Linked DNA regions of Homo sapiens: region 1 is linked to region 2. The links are chromatin loops, found by intact Hi-C in ENCODE. Cell type or tissue: heart left ventricle. All regions are shown on one strand. Each heading gives the region's core, and the rest is flanking DNA. Links, peaks and the distances in the headings are about the cores only.

What was found. A loop is a pair of places that touch in the nucleus more often than their neighbours do. Peaks named below come from ENCODE experiments on the same cell type or tissue, not always from the same donor. Only the 100,000 strongest peaks of a DNase experiment are listed, where the experiment ranks them.
Region 1: a loop joins it to region 2, with 1.8 times the contacts of the local background. A loop is called at or near these places in 2 of 110 quality-filtered maps.

What each region holds. Positions count from the first base shown.
Region 1 is chr11:64,121,819-64,124,713 of GRCh38, forward strand. All of the region lies in intron 3 of MACROD1 (mono-ADP ribosylhydrolase 1), which reads right to left. Among named protein-coding and RNA genes, the nearest start is that of MACROD1, 43 kb to the right of the region's middle. RefSeq lists an enhancer at 69-1,000. In heart left ventricle, for the core only: no CTCF peak of the experiment used is centred there; a DNase peak (open chromatin) is centred at 1,423.
Region 2 is chr11:64,057,409-64,060,303 of GRCh38, forward strand. All of the region lies in intron 3 of MACROD1 (mono-ADP ribosylhydrolase 1), which reads right to left. All of the region lies in intron 1 of FLRT1 (fibronectin leucine rich transmembrane protein 1), which reads left to right. Among named protein-coding and RNA genes, the nearest start is that of FLRT1, 23 kb to the left of the region's middle. RefSeq lists a silencer at 1,482-1,664 and an enhancer at 1,602-2,320. In heart left ventricle, for the core only: no CTCF peak of the experiment used is centred there; a DNase peak (open chromatin) is centred at 1,272; H3K27ac peaks cover 710 bases.

The sequences.
Region 1 (2,895 bases), core at 295-2,794, 65 kb after region 2:
TACGTTTTGTGGCATTTAAGGCAGGTTTAAAGTTAAAGATAAAAAAAGCCCATGACGCTTCTTTGGTTAAGTGGTTTACCCTTCGTGGTAATTAGATGTAGTGATTGGAATCTCTTTTCTATTACATGGCAATTTTCCTTTAAATCTCCCCTAAAAAAAAAAAAGGAAAGGAAAGAAAAGGCAAGGAAGGAGAGAGAGAAGGCACCAGCAGGCCGGGAATCATTTGCATTTTGCGAATGAGGCCTCTTGTAAGCTCAGCTCAGGCGTGGGGCCCAATGTATGGAATGCTTAAGAGATTACTAAAAATAAAATCTATTAATTAGTCATACTCAATTCCACAGACATGATGTGCATCAAAAGCTCCTTTTCTTCCCTTTTCTCCTTCCCCCTCCCCACGGCCTCCCGCCACAGCCTCCATCTTCTCTAAATAGGCTGGGGCTTGCTCCACGCTAACATGGTGCATGCGGCGGCCAGGGGCCTCCCTGACACAGGGCCAGGATGCAGGTCCGGAGCCAAGAGCAGGGGCATTGCACCTTCCTGGCTCTGGGTGACGCTGGCAGGGGAGGGGACAGCACCTGGGAAGATGGCAGCAGCTAGGAGGGGCCCAACCTGACTCTCCCAAAGCCCAAAGCCCACACCTGCCGTGTGCCTCTTCTCCCTCCCTCTACACAGGCACCGGGTCTCCTCCTTCCCCTGGGGATCTGGGAAACCCTCCCTCTGAGCCCAGCCCAGCCCTGTCCGAACAAAGCCAGGCAGAGAGCTGAGGAGGGGGTCGGGGAGATGTTTCCAGAGCGGTGCAGGGAAAGAGGGTTTGGTGAGAATACAGCCTCTGTTTCCCCTTCTGTAAAGTGGGGGTGTGCTAGGGAGGGGTCCAGCGTCACTCAGGAAACTGGTGCTCCAGAGGCCAAGTGGGGGCCCTTCCCCGCTGCTGGTGCTGAAAGGTTCTAGCTGGCCCAAGTCAGGTGAGGGATCCCTGAAGGGTTGGAGGGGCTGGTCAGGGCCTGAGCAGAGGACAGGCTGGGACCCAAGGCTGCCTCGGAACCTGTGCCTCCCTCCTTCACCTCCGGCCCTGGAGCCAAGGAGCCAGGAGAGGAGGAGAAAGAGCAGACCCTCCCCCTTGAAAATGGCAGCTCAAGTCCCAAAGCCAGCCCACTTCAGAAACCTGCTTCCTGCTGAACGTGCCAGAGAGGAGGCTGGGGCTTCTGAGCCTTGCACTTATGAAAAATACAACAAGGAGAACTGGATGCAGCAAAGAGGGAGCAAAGGGGCGGGGAGGGCAACGGGGAGAGCAGGGGCAGTGCTGGCAGGAGGGGCCGGGCGCAGGGACCTGTGCCCCCAAGGGCCAGACCCTGCTCTCAGGGCCAGGACGCAGCCAGGGTCAGTGACGGGCGTCCGCGTGCCTCCTCATACTCGATTGGCACAGGTGACGGTGGCTGCTGCCTGCCCCTGGATGGGCGCCAGGGCAAGCACTCACAGGCGATTCGCAGCCGTGCATTGGCCTTCCGAGTGCAGAGAGGAGGCATTTTTTTTTCTTAAGGAGGGATAAAAAGGCTCAAAAATGCAAATCGTTACCGTTTACAACCAAGCAAGTCTGCTAAATTGATTAGGAGAGATTAAACTCCTTGGAGGTGCAGGGAAAGGGGGATTTTTCGTGGTTTATGAACCTGCCCCAAGTGGCTATCTGCATAGCAGGGACTTTCTGGGCCTCGATGGGTGGGGTGGGGGGGTTGGGGGTGCAAGATGGGGGCACCTGCCCTGGCTTGGCTCCCTGGGGAGCCAGGGTCTCTGAAGACAACACCAAATGGACCAGAGCACTCAGGCTTGAGGCTCCAGCACTGCCCTAGGGAAAGGGACTCAGGCCTCTGGGACAAGTGGCCCATCCAGTCCTTAGAAAGTAGGACTCTAGAGCCGTGGGCTTTTCTGCTTCCTTTCTGTTCTGGGTGGGTCTGTCTCCAATCCACTCCTTGTGGCCAGTAAAAGGGGAGTGGGTAAAGGGAAAACTGAAGGTCAGGGAAGAGAAACTCTAGCCCAGCAAAGGAAACAGGCAGTGAGCTCTCCGTCACTGGGAGCATTCAAGCACTAGATGGGGACGTGGCAGATATTTTCCTCCCAAGGTCTGGTGCTTTGACTAGAAGATCCTGGTTCCCACCCTTGCTTTCTCATCCCCCAGGACACTGAAAGGGAGCAGATATCAAGAGAAGTTCACCATGTTGTTTAAAGTCACTGGTGTCCCCTGAAAACCCCAAGTCAGGGCAGTCCTGAAGCCAGACCATCCTGCCCCACCAAAGAGCCACTTGTGCCAGCAGAGAGGCTGCAAAATACCCATCCTCAGTGTCCAAGAGGCACCAAGAAAGTACAGATACATGCCACCCCCTTTCCAGAGTCTAAACTCAGCACCTATGGCTCGCCAGAGGGGCTGACAGAGAGCGCCTCCCAGGCCCTGCAGCTCCGAAGCCCAGGCTGCGTCCTGGACCTGTCTCTTAAGCCAGGGCTGCCCCACGTGCAGTCCAACACGCTCATGCTGCTGCTGCTGCCACTGTATCTATCCATCCATCCATCACCGCCGGTGGATGGCGCCTGGGGCACTTTTCACTCTGTGGTTTTAAGCATTTACTGTTTCTTTTGAAATGTTCCAAGTAGGTGCCTGAAATACCCATATTTGCTTCTTTTTAAAAAACTCACAGAAAGATTCTTTTTGCTCTCCATCCCCTCCCTTTGCTCTTCCCCCTCCCTCGGCATTTTTAATCTGTGGGTTTTCCCTGGTTTTGGAAATTCCAAAAGTGGGGGTCAGGCCCCCTTTCTCACCATAACAGATTTGCGGGTGTGCCTGGAGACCCCCAAAGCCACAGAGCAAAGCCTGGTCTTTTTCTTTTTTTTTTTAGACAGAGTTTTGCT
Region 2 (2,895 bases), core at 192-2,691:
CATGGTGCCAGCTCATGCCAGTTCTGAGGACAGAGAGAGGCCAGACCCAGTCCCTCCCCTCAGGAAGCCCCAGCCAGCCAGGAAGGCTGGCGTGGAGGCAAGCCCAGCTCTCCAGGCCAAACAGCTGCCACGCCCATTTTACAGATGAGAGAGGGGCTGGCATCCTGAGGCCATCTGGCTGGTCACTGCCCGAGCAGGACCTACACCCAAGGGCCTGGACCCCTTGAAGATCAAGGTCAGGAGAGGGGGCTACAGGGTCCCCAGGGTGTCTGCTCCCCCACTCTATCTGTACCCAGACCTGAGGGAGACCTTCCCACAAAGGGGTGCCTGACATGGCCCAGGAGGAGGAAGGGGACAGCCACTTGTTGAGCGCTTACTCTGTACTTGGTGCTGGGCATGTTCGCGGGTCCAGCAGGCAGCAGCACCCCTTTCCACTTTACAGTTGTGGAAACCGAGGCACGAATTCGTGAGGTCACAGGATTTGAACTCATGTGGGTGCAACCCCAAAGCCAGTTTTCTTTCCACTGTGCCACCCCTGGGCTCCCAAGACAACGCTGCCACTGCCACCCCACCTTGTGCTCAGCCTCCTGGGACAGCTGGCCTGCCACCATCTGTGAGCCACTGAGTAATGCGCAATGTAATCTGCGACACTGGGCTGCGCTAGGAACAATTGCGAACCCATTACAGGCCTATTTTCCTAATCCATGACACCTTACTGCAGCCCCCAGCGACTGTGTTTCTGGGATAGACGGTGGAATGCTGTCCACCCACGAAATGACTAATCCTCTCTTTCTGGGGCTGGTAGAGAGGTGGGCATCTGAGCAGGGTAACCTGCTCCTGCCCCGAGGGTGCTCTCGGATGAGCAGTTGGGGACTACTGTCGGCTCTGCTGTGCTCCTTGGTGCCCATCTCAGCCCCCATCCGAAGGCTGACGCTTAGAGGAGGCAGCCCAGGCAGGGCTTAGTCTGGACAGTCACCTGCAGGTGAGGAGGGCTTGGGGGGGGGTCCTCCCCTGTATGCCAGGCCTGACGAGGGGGCACCTGTAGCTGCCACCTGGGTGGGCGAAGAGCAGGTCAGGCCTTTTCCCAGGCAGCTGCCTCATGCCTTTTGGAAGGGGCAGCAGATGCCCAGGCCTGGGAGATGCCACGAGGACACTGAAGAGGGGGTGGTGGAGGAGCCGGCAGCTGCCGGGTGCAGCGGGCACGGCCCTGTAATTGGGCAGCCTGTTCCCAGATAAGGCCCATGACACTGAACAGCTTCCCGCTCCACGCCGGCTGCAACCGCTCATTTCCTGCTCCCTGGCCAGCGATGCCAATTACCTCGCCTCCTGCTTGCCAGCGGCAGCTTCTAGGGTGGCCAGACGATTCCTCTGTCATCGGCCAGGGCCTGGATCCTCTCTGACGGGTGGGAGGGCGTGAAGAGGGCAGCCGGCAAGGGGGGGTAGGACCAGTGATAGGGGAGCTTCCATCTTCACTCTGGCCTGGGCCACACCCAGGCACAGCTGGAGGTGGGGGTGAGTGACACATGGACCCAGGCTACCGTGGGAGGGCTCCATTTCCCCCTCTGCCCCTACCTTCAAAACAGGGGCTCACTGTCTACTGGATGGGCTGAGGAGTGCCTGATGCTCTTTGGATGGAGTGAGGATGGGCACCCAATTTGCACTGGGGGAAACTGAGGCTCACATGGAAATTTGACCAGTGCTGAAAGGACGGAACAGCCCCTGGTCCTTCTCTTCCTCTTCTGTGTTTCCCCCAGAGGACAGACTTGGGGAGCAGTAGGAGGGGCAGCCTGTCTAAAGGGGGCAAAGGCTGGCTCCAGATTCCTCTTGCCGAGCGGGGAAAGGGGAGAAGCAGGTGAGAGGTGCCGCCCTGTGAAGAGGGTCTTGCGGGTCCTGGCTCCACTGAAGGTGGATGCGTGTAGCCACCGACATGGGAGGCGTTGCGGGCTTATCCCAAGAGGCTCGCAGCCCAGCAGGCTGCCCTGCTCCCTGTAGTGGGGGTGGGAAGAGATGTCCCCCCAGGGTTGGAGGCTGGACAGGGAAGCGTGGGCCCACCTGTTCTGAGAGGGCATCCCATGCCCTTCCACAGGCTGACCCTGGGTACCCAGGCCCCCCAGGCCATCCCTGCCTGCAGGGTACTTCCACCCTCATCTGGGGAACAGGCATCTCAGAGGCTGGAAGGTGTGTGTGCCTCCGCAGGGGTCTCGGGGTACCTGGACTCTTGGATGGATGGTGGGCCAGAAAAGTCCAGCCCTGCAGTGGTGCAGATGGGGAAACTGAGGCCTAGGCACAGAGAGGGGCAGGTCACTCAGCTACTCCCAGCTGAGGCAAACGCAGGCCTTCCCCTCTGAGTCCGGGTCTATTCCCTCTCCTGAGTTTCTCAGTTAATCATTTTGGGTCTTCCAAGGGTCCTGACCCCGAGAGGCCCGCCCCTAGGCGCTGATTGGTTGCTACTGATCCAATAGGGTCCAGCCCTTGAAGGCCGAGGAGGCGAGGCGAGGCTGGCAACCGCGACCTCCTGAGCAGCTGGGGCGCTTGGGGGATGTTGGGGGGCCGGGGCACCCTGTGGTACTGAGGGCCGGGAAGGGCGGTGCGGGACGTCCAGGGGCCCCCCTCCCACACGGCAGGGGGGAATGGCGAACAACTCCCTAAGGGGCAACTAACAGACCAATTAAGCTGCCAATAAAAAATTTAATCAAGTAATAATGCACCTTACTTTGTTTAATTAGTGTTCTGTCAAGTGAATGAATATTTAAGGCGCGGACGGCGGTGCCAGCATCTGCCCAGCGGGCAGAGAGGCCAGGCCCACATTTCAAGCGGCCTGACAGCTCCCCACGCGGGCGCCCAGGAGGCCCCAGAGCTCCGGGAGCGGCGGGAGGTCTTCCTCCGCCTGCAGGC